2 separate regions of the Homo sapiens genome follow, and region 1 is linked to region 2. Evidence: chromatin contacts called from ENCODE Hi-C data. All regions are on one chromosome and are shown on one strand. The core of a region is the stretch at or near the end of the contact, and the rest is flanking DNA. Distances in the headings are between cores, read along the strand shown. Region 1 holds the start of AMOTL1 (angiomotin like 1). Region 2 overlaps SMCO4 (single-pass membrane protein with coiled-coil domains 4).

Region 1 (4,780 bases), core at 846-3,345, 1.2 Mb before region 2:
ACCATCATAAGGAAAAGTAGAGCCTGTATAAAGCCTTCTACCTATGTCCTACCCTTTTCATTCTGGTCGAATCGGTGTTTTCCTTCATTCTAGTCAAATCAGTGCTTTTCCACCCTTTACTAACAGTTCAAAGTATATTAAACTACTGTTCCCACATTATTCTCATAAAGAGCCTTCAAAGTAGATACACACTATAAGGCTCAGAGCACCTTACTAGGAAGTAAATGTCAGTTGCTCTAGATTCTTTAAGACCTTGCAATCTAGAGAGCTCCTTAATCGTTAACCTGGGTCTGACTTCCACAGCTGCCCGGGCCCAGGAGTGGTATGCAGCCAGGGGAAATCTTAGCCAGTTTGGCAGTGACCCATAGGCCAGTTTTGGAAGCAGGGAGCCATGATTGTTTAATATTTCAAGCCTTGACTTTTTGCTTCCCGAAAAGGAAGGAAATTTTCTGGAACTGTAGCTATTAATAGCCCTCTATTCTGGTTTAATTCGTTTATGGTGAGCAGGTTAGCACGTTACTGCTTTGGTTAGCCGAAAGCATCTTCGAGGTATCACAACTGGCTCTCGAGACCACGTACCCCACCACCACCAAGGCCTTCTATAAGCAGTACAAAAACTCAGTTCTCATAACATGCCTCAGGAGAAGAAAATGGGAAACCAAGGCCTCACAGAGAAAGGGAGCTGAGGGACCATGGGGACAAAATGTTGGGTCCAAACCGCATCGTCTCAGGAGGCCGCACGCTCAGGGCCCACCTCTGAAACCCCAGTCCAGGTGATCCACACGCTAGCCCGGCCAAAAGGTATTTGCCACGCGGAGACAGGAAACCAACACCGAAGCCAAAAAGGCAAAAATCTTCGAACAAAAATGGAAAAGGAAAGTCTTCCTAGTCATCAGTAAAGATAGGAAGAGTAGGGTGGGCGAGGCGCGGGAGCTTTGCGCAGATACCCGGGATTCTCGGCCTGGGGCTCTGAGGGGGGAAACTTGGACACGTCGCCGCGAGCGCAGTCCAGGTAGCGGAGGCCCTAGAGGTGCGCGCCAGGGCTCGTCTGCTCTGCCGCCGCGTCCTCCAGCCCGGCCGCCTATGGGGCACGCTCGGTCCCTGTCCCGGCACTAGGCCACCGTTCCGCTCGGCTGTCATCGGCCAACGTACCACTCTCCCTCCTGCCACAAATGTCACATTCCAAGAAAAAACAGTTCCATTTGGAAAGTTTAAATTTTCTCCCCGCGAAAGCAGATTATTGTAAAGGCAGCCCTAACAGGCAAGCGGGAGCTGGATGTAACTCTCCAGTTTGTCAAAGAAACTTGTCTGGGGAGAGAACAAAGAAGGAGCAGCAGCTAACGCGATCCGAGCGTCTGGGGCTGGGGTGCGACCCTTTCGTCGCCCCCACCCGCCAGAGCCGGGTCTGGCCGGCGGGCAGAAAGGGTCCAGTCCACAGCGCCAGAGCCCGTCGGGCGGGCCGGTGCGCGCGCCTTTGTCTCGCGCCGGGGAAAGCTGCACCGGACACCCCCTTCCGTCCCCTCCCTCGCCGCGAGACCCGCGCGCGGGCGCGGGCGCGCCTCGGAGTGTCTGGCCATATGGCTGCGCCCCTCAGGAAAGGCCAGCCCCGCGTCGGGCGCGCAGCACCCCGGGGCCCAAACCCCGGGGCCACAACTTCAGTCAACGTGGGTCGCGGGGCGGCAAGACGCTGAGGCCCGGCCCGCAGGCAACTGGACCTGGAGCGGGGCAAGGGAACCCGCTTAAAAACAACAATCTGGGATCTCAGCCCCGGGCCCCCAGAAGCTGCCCCCTTCCGTGAGCAGCAGGGGCCCGGGGAGCCCGGGGCGACTGGGTTCTTCGCGTGGGAGACTCGGAGACGCCCTCCCGGCACCTCGAGTGGGGGCTGGTTACCTTTCACCGCAGGCTCACAAGTTCCCCGGCGCAACTTTGCCCTCCACATGAGGCGATCATGGCTAGTTCAGTCCCTCGGCTGGGGAAGACGGCTGCCGGGCAGCGCGGGGAAGTGGCGCCGGACAATCAACCCCATTCACACAGGGCTTCACCTCCAGCCCCAAACCCGACAACCGCTGCTGGGTCCTAGAGCTTCTCGCGCGCTCCCGCCGCCGTCCGCGCTCCCCGCTCCCCGCGCGCGGGCCGGGGAGGGTCGCCCGGGCTCGTCACTAGAACCCTACACTCCACCCCCGCCGTGGCGCCCGGCCGCTGGGCCCTAGAGCCCGTCTGCAGACACCCGCCGCCCCTCCCCGGGCCGCGAGACTGCCAGGCTGAAATTGCCCAGAGCTCAAGCTGACGTGTCTCCCTGAGACTTAGGAGGGCGACAGCATCCCTTCCTTTGTCCCCTGCCGGGTTTTGATTAATTTCAGACTCACCAGTTCTCCCTCCACTTTGTCTTCCTTCCCCACCAGCCCAATGCCGGCCAAAATTCTGTTTCCGGATCTGCCCAAAAGTCTAGATTTGCTTAGGTTGGTTTTTTTTCTTCTTAAGTGGAATTTCCAGGTAGAAAGTGGCCACACTTTTCTCAGCATTCCCCAGGCCCCAGTGCTTCCATCACGCACTTGAGATTGGGCGATAAGCTGCTACTATGTGCTCCGTTGACAAACAGAAGGGCCAAAACAGACCTGACAGCCTCGGATATTAAATGTGTTCGCAGAACCGTACATCCTCTGGCCATAAATCCCCAGGCTGTTATCTGCCTGAGTAGAGGTAAAGAAAGTAAGCGACTCTGGGAAAATGTTGCCCCACCTCTTAAAATCAGGCTGTGCTGAGAACTACTCATCCACCTCATTATATTGGTTTATACTGGCGGCTCTCTGGAGCCCTAATCTGGGGTGCCCGAGCCTGCCCCATAGCACTTCTGCCTGGCTTTTTCCGGGCAGCTCTACTGCTTGGAGAAGAGAAAGCTAGGTAACTGTACAGTTGCTGCCCAGGATGTTAGTGGGAGAGTTAGCGCACACCAAGCCTCTCTTATCTGGTGCTCCCTGCCTCTGTTTACCTGCTATCTAGGTCCGGCCTTCAGGGACTCCTCCCTGGATTGTGGCAGTTCCCTAACTAGACTGCCAGCAGTTTTACCTCTCATCAGTTCTGGTGGGTTGCATGTCCTGATTCTGATTCCCCTGATGGGCCCTCCTACTGAGTAAACTCTGCTCTCAAGATAAAGCCCAAATGTAATCATTTAACAATTATTTATGAAATGCCTACTCCATTTAAAGTCATCTACCCTGGTACACACAAAAGAAACTTAGCACACAAAAGAAACTTAGAGCAGCTGACCAGCCCTTCAAGGATCTGTTATCTGTCTAAGAAGACAAGATGTGTGAACAGAAAACAGGCAAGCAACAAAGCAGGAGATCCAAGTACTGCAGATGCCTGGGAAGGGCGGAGAGAGGCACTGACTACACAGAAGGAAAAGCCTGGGAGGGTGGTGGAGTTCAGACACAGCAGAAAGAGGAAAAGGCAGCACTGGGCAAGCAGAGGCAAAAGCCAAGAGGGAGATGACAAGGTCTGGGTGCTTGGGAAGAAGGCATAGAGGAAAGCGTTTTTACCAGAAACGAGGAGAAAACAAGGGAAGGCAGAATAACAACGTCACAAAAATGTAGGCCTGGAAAGAATCTAAGAAAGTGTCAACTAAACCTTTCACTTGCCGGATGAAGAAGCTCAGGCATAGCTGTTGAATGACTTGTCCAATGTTACAGAACAAGTTTAGTAGCAAAGCCAGGTATAGAAACAACCTCTGCCTCAATGTGCCTTGTATTACACATTGTGAACCCTGAATCGCAAATTAGGAGCTGAAGTGGTTATCTTATGGACAGTGAAGGGACCACTGATTCACCTAACATTTGCGCGAATTTAATACAAATTGGGGAAGAAGTGATGGATAGAAAAAGAAGAAAGGAAACTAATCTTTACTAATTGCCCACTCCTAGATACCATCCTATAGTCTAGGAAGCAGCAAAATTTCCAAGTTACAACCATCAAGTTTAGAACAAAACAGGCATGAGCTGAGTTGCAGCTCCACCATTCAGTATCTGTGTGACGCTGAGCAAGTTGCCTAACTTCTCTAAACCTCAGTATCCTTTTTGGCAAGATGAAGAAAATAGCATCTCACAGAGTGGTTGTGAAGACTGAATAAAATAACAAATGTAAAATACTCAGCACAATGCATGTAGTATTCAATATACATTTGCTATTATTATTTCAAGAGACTATCTAGGATAGTTGCAGGAAGCAATGATAGGTGAGGTTGACAGAGGTGATAAAAAGGAAATGAGAGATACCATATCTTTGGAGATACCAGATGTCATAAAGAAAGGTATCAAATCTTTGAAGCAAGATTTTATTCTTCTCATTGACTCGTTGTTTATCCTGGGGAAAAGGACAAAGTAATCAAGTTAACCTAGGCTTTGAGCCCAGTCATAGGAAGAATAGATCTTGCAGTCTTAGAAGAATGGATCATTAGACCAATGACAGATGAAGCACAGTTGAGAAGAGGAAACGGTTTGAGAAAGATGCTGAGTGACTTACTATCCTCTGGGCAAGAGGAAACAAGGAACAAGGGACTGGGTGAGAAGTGGAGGACAGAGGTGTAGAGAAAAGGAGAGATGAAGCTTTGAAGATCAGTTCATTAACAGAATGTCCACAACTGGAAAACAGGGAAAGAAGGAGGGAGAAGAGGAAGAATCTGGAGAAGTAGAAGAGCTGGGAAAAGGTAAAGGCATGGAAGCCAGAGGAAGTTTTAAGAAGTGGGTCCTTCTATCAAATGCTACAGATTCTTAGACCTGCAATG
Region 2 (4,621 bases), core at 2,107-4,606:
GAATAAATGAGCAAGATCCAATTCAGTCTTTCCCTGGCTCTCGTGTCTCTGAAAAGAGAACATCTGCCTCTCCGTTTGGCCCTCTGGGATTAGTATAGCACCCCTGCCTGCCTTTAAGCTTATCCTCCTTCACTCAGAATTCATTCAGGAAATACACTGTTCTAGGTGTTGGTGATTTTGCACTGAACAGAAGGAGCCAAAATCCTGTTCTCATGGGGCCTATTTTCTAGTGAGGATGACAGACAATAGTGATTAAAATACACGACATGTTTATTAGGTTCCCAGGGCTGCTGTAACAAAGTGCCAGAAACTGAGTGGCTTAAACAGCAGGAGTATGTTTTCCCATGGATCTGGGGGCTCTGAGGGGAGTCTGTTCCATGCCTCCCTTCCAGCTTCTGGTGGTTGCTGGCCGTCCTTGGTATTCTTGGCTTGTGGGAGCATAGCTTCAGTCTCTGCCTCTGCTGTCTCATGGCATTCCCCTGTGTCTGTGTATGAGTCAGGGTGCTCCAGAGAGACAGAACCAATAGGACATAGACAGATAGATGAGAGGGGATTTATTAGGGGAATTGGCTCACATGACTTTGGAGGCTGAGAAGGCCTGTGACAGGGTGTCTGCAGGCTGGAGAACAAGGAAGGCTGGCAGCGGGACTCCGTCCAAGTCTAAAAGCCTCAGAACTAGGAAAGCTGATGGTGTAAGTCTCAGTTTGAGGTTGAAGACCTGAGAACCTGGGGGTTTGGGGGCAGGATGTGCTGGTGCAAGTCTTTCTTACTCAGTTGCCTGATTCAAATACCAGTCTGTTCTGGAAACACCCAGATGATGTAGTACTTTACTAGCTATCTGGATATCTTTTAGTTCAGTCAAGTTGACATCTAAAATTAACCATTACGGTGTGTGTCTCTGTTTTCTTATAAGGACACTAGTCATTGGATTAGGGCCCACCCTATTCTAGTATGACTGTGTGAACTCTGAATATCTGAGACAGGTCTCAATCAGTTTAGGGAGTTTATTTTGACATGCGCCTGTGACATGCACCTGTGACACAGCCTCAGAAGGTCCTGATGACATGTGCCCAAGGGGGTCTGAGCACAGCTTGGTTTTATACATTTTAGGGAGATATGAGACAATCAGTGTATGTAAGATGAACATTGATTTGGTCCAGAAAGGTGGGACAACTCGAAATGGGGCAGGGGCTTCCAGCTTATAGGTAGATAAGAGACAAATGGTTGCATTCTTCTGAGTTTCTGATTAGCCTCTCCAAAGGAAGCAAGCAGATATGCATTTATCTCAGGGAGCAGAGGGGCGACTTTGAAAAGAAAGGGAGGCAGGTTTGCCTAAGCAGTTCCCAGCTTGACTTTTCCCTTTAGCTTAGTGATTTGGGGGCCCCAAGATTTATTTTCCTTTCACAACTGCCTTTTTTTAAAACTGTGGCAAAAAACCCCATAAAATTTACCATCTTAACCATTTTTAAGTGTACAATATATTAATTAGTGTTACCTGTCTGCACATTACTATGCATCAGTATGACCTCATTGTGTTAGAGTTCTGCAGAGAAACAGAACCAATAGGGTTATGTGTATGTATATAAAGAGATTCATTATAAGGTGTTGGCTCACATGTTTATGAAGGTTAAGAAGTCCTAAGAGCTGCAGTCAGCAAGTTTGAGACCCCAGAGAGCCAATGGTGTAAGTTCCAATCCAAGTACTGAGGCCTTGAGACCCAGGAGAGCCAATGGTGTCAGTTCCAATCCAGGTACTGAGACCTTGAGTTCCAGAAGAGCCAATGGTGTAAGTTCTAGTCCAAAAGCCAGCAGGCTTGAGACCCAGGAAGAGCCAGTTTCTCAGTTCAGGTCAGTCCAAAGGCAGAAAAGACCAATGTCCCAGCTCAAGCTTACATACACTGCAAGAGGAATTCCCTCTTACTCAGGCTGTTTGTTCTGTTCAGATCTTCATTTGATTAGATGAAGTCCACCCAGATGAGGGAAGGCATTCTGCTTTATTCAGTCTACCCATTCAAATGTTAATTGTATCCAGAAAACATCCTCACAGACATACAAGGAATAATCTTTGGCCAAAAGTCTGGGCACCCATGGCCCAGTCAAGTTGACACATGAAATTAACCATCACACTCATCTTAAAATATTATATCTGCAAAGACCCTATTTCTAAATAAGCTCATATTCTGAGGTTCCAGGTGGACATGAGTTTTTTGGGACTCTGTTCTGTCCAGGTGGTATGTGAGATATTGGTGACTGCTGAAAAAGTGGAAGAGTCCCGCAGCAGAGGGGAAGGTGAGGTGGTCAAGGAGGGCTTTGCTGAGAAGGAATGTGTGCACTTGGGGCTGGAGAAGGGGGAGAGAGGGAGGAGCTGCTGTGTGGAGGAAGAGGATTCTGTGTGAAGGGGACAGCACAGGCAGAGGCCCTGAAGTGTAGGGACAGTACAATTTGAGTCCATTGTGTCAGGGGAGGAAAGGGAGAGGTTGGGAGTAAAGAAGAGGATGAGGATCAAGAGGTCCTTCTTTGCGTGGACTGTGGCCTTTGTTCTAGTAAGATGGGAGCCACTGTTGTGCCTGTGAGCATGAATGAAAGCAGGTAGTGTGGGCCAGCTCATTGAGGACTTTTCTAAGTTCAGATGGATGTAGCTGAGCTGTGTGTGTGCCTAGATATTTTGCAGCAGCTGTTTCTAGGCAGGTTTTTAAAAAATGTTAGTGCTGTACTGACCCTTGATCCACCACCCTTTCCTTTCTGTATGCTTTTCACCTACCCACCCACCCACACATAAACCACAAACACGAAGAAGAGAGAGCAAACAGACAAGGCTGTGGTGGCAGGAATTGCTAGGAAACTGTGTGCTTAGCTGCCCTGCTGTGAGCTGCAGGGCCTCACACGTGTGAACTGGTGGGCTCTTCCCCCCACGACCCCTTCAGCCTTGGGCCTGCCTGGTGAACGCCATGCCTGCCATTCAGGTGGTCTTTAACCTGGGTAGATTTAGAAAATGCCAAGGTCAGTGTGCAAGCTATGTGGATTCTTCTGGGCTTCCAGGATTCTTCTGTGTATAAAATCACTATGCTGTGAAAAGAGTTGAGTCAGCTCTCCTGGTCAGCAGGCCACATTTGGCCTTGAAAATGTGGGACAGGGAGGAACATCCAAGAGGACCTTTGGAGACAGTGAGTAGATGGCTGTGTGGTCTTGGTACGTGGGCCCAGGGCCCTCTGCTGCCAGCCTTGTTACTGGCCTACAAAGTGTTCACACATTGTTGTTCTTATTTGTCATAAAAACACTTCAGCCTGCAATCTGAGTATTGGTCATTAAAAAGAAGAAGGAACTCCAGGCGGAGGCTGGCCCTCAGCGGGCCTGGCCTGCTGGTCTGTGGCCTGTGTCGTCGGTTCAGTTTGCCCAGTTACTGGGGGAATCACTACTTCAGATTCCTTGGCCTTGGAGTTAAAGGGAAATATCCTTATTTGGTTGACATTTAATTTCCTTTTTGCCTCCAAAGGAAGGGGCCTGGCCCTTGTGTAATGAGGGCTCGGGGGAAGTGGGCTATATGGGGGCCTGATTTCAGACTCTCTCTGGGCTGTGCGGGGGCCTGATTTCAGACTCTCCTGCCTCCACTTACCAAGATAGTGCCAGAAGCAGCCTGCTTGGGGAGGTTATCTGGGAGGCCGATGTCATTGTGACCCCTCTGGGGAGCATCGCTTTAGAAGATAATTATGTGTAAGTGGAGATGAAAATAGAATTCTCCAGTGCCAGGAGCAGCTGCTCTTCCGTAGTGTTTCAGGAGTTGCCTTTGGGGCCCCTCCTTCCTCCCAAACAAAACACACCCATCCAAAATGAAAGTTGTGAAGATGATTCCTAGCTAGAAAAGTGAGTGTTACAAATGTGTTTTGTGAGTGTGTAATTCCAGAAGTTATTTTTAGGGTGTTCTTTCCTTAGCACATCAAAAGAGCTTCCTTAGAGGAACTGCCTTTTAAATTGCACAGCCTTTCTCTGCCAGAGTGCTACAGGAAGTTTTGACTCAGGTAGTGTTCCTTCAGAATCTGTGGAGGCAGGCTTTGCTTCCTTGTTATAGTTAGAACAGAAAGGCCTTGCCCACGAGTGGGAGCCAGACAGGGCTCCACGTGTTCCCCTCCCATAAGACAGCCTCCTTGTCCTATGCCCAGGGGTGGCTTTTGTCTCTGCTGACATGCCCCCAACATCTAGTAAATACGTACTTGTTGATGGACAGGATGTATTGGATGTGGGCCCTGGCATCTTTGCTGGGCTCTGAGTAGGCGGCATGCTGTGATTTCACTTAGAACCCTGAGAAGTTGGTCTTCTGGTATCCAGATTGGTACTGGAACATTAAGTTCTGATTTCATCACTGCTGCCTTCGATAAGTTACTTGCCTCCCTGGGCCTCAGTTCTCTCATCTTTAATCTAGAGGGTTGGATGAAATGATTGGCATGGGGGTCTCCCTTCACCTCTCCACCCACTCTGGGCAGCCCCTTGCACTGTCTCCCTGGTCACAGTGCGAGCTCCTGGAAGGTAGAGCCGGTTTAGGCACAGGGAACATGAACTTTTTATCCCAGCCAGCCTGATAAATACAGGGCTTCCCCAGAACTCAACATGCTTCAGCCCTGGTGCTC

What was found. A loop is a pair of places that touch in the nucleus more often than their neighbours do.
Region 1: a loop to region 2 is called in a map with no recorded cell type, with 11 times the contacts of the local background. The contact joins the promoter of AMOTL1 here to the enhancer-like site in region 2. A Hi-C loop is called at or near these places in 2 of 37 single-sample maps with no recorded cell type.

What each region holds. Positions count from the first base shown.
Region 1 is chr11:94,765,671-94,770,450 of GRCh38, reverse strand. It overlaps AMOTL1 (angiomotin like 1), which reads right to left and starts at 2,095. Exons shown (of 13, transcript NM_130847.3): 1 at 1,891-2,095. The coding sequence starts at 1,939.
Region 2 is chr11:93,528,511-93,533,131 of GRCh38, reverse strand. The region is part of intron 1 of SMCO4 (single-pass membrane protein with coiled-coil domains 4); the gene reads left to right. Among named protein-coding and RNA genes, the nearest start is that of SMCO4, 13 kb to the left of the region's middle. Within about 2 kb of position 3,356, at least 21 of the 41 ENCODE cell types and tissues checked have a DNase peak (open chromatin) inside an H3K27ac peak, as active enhancers do.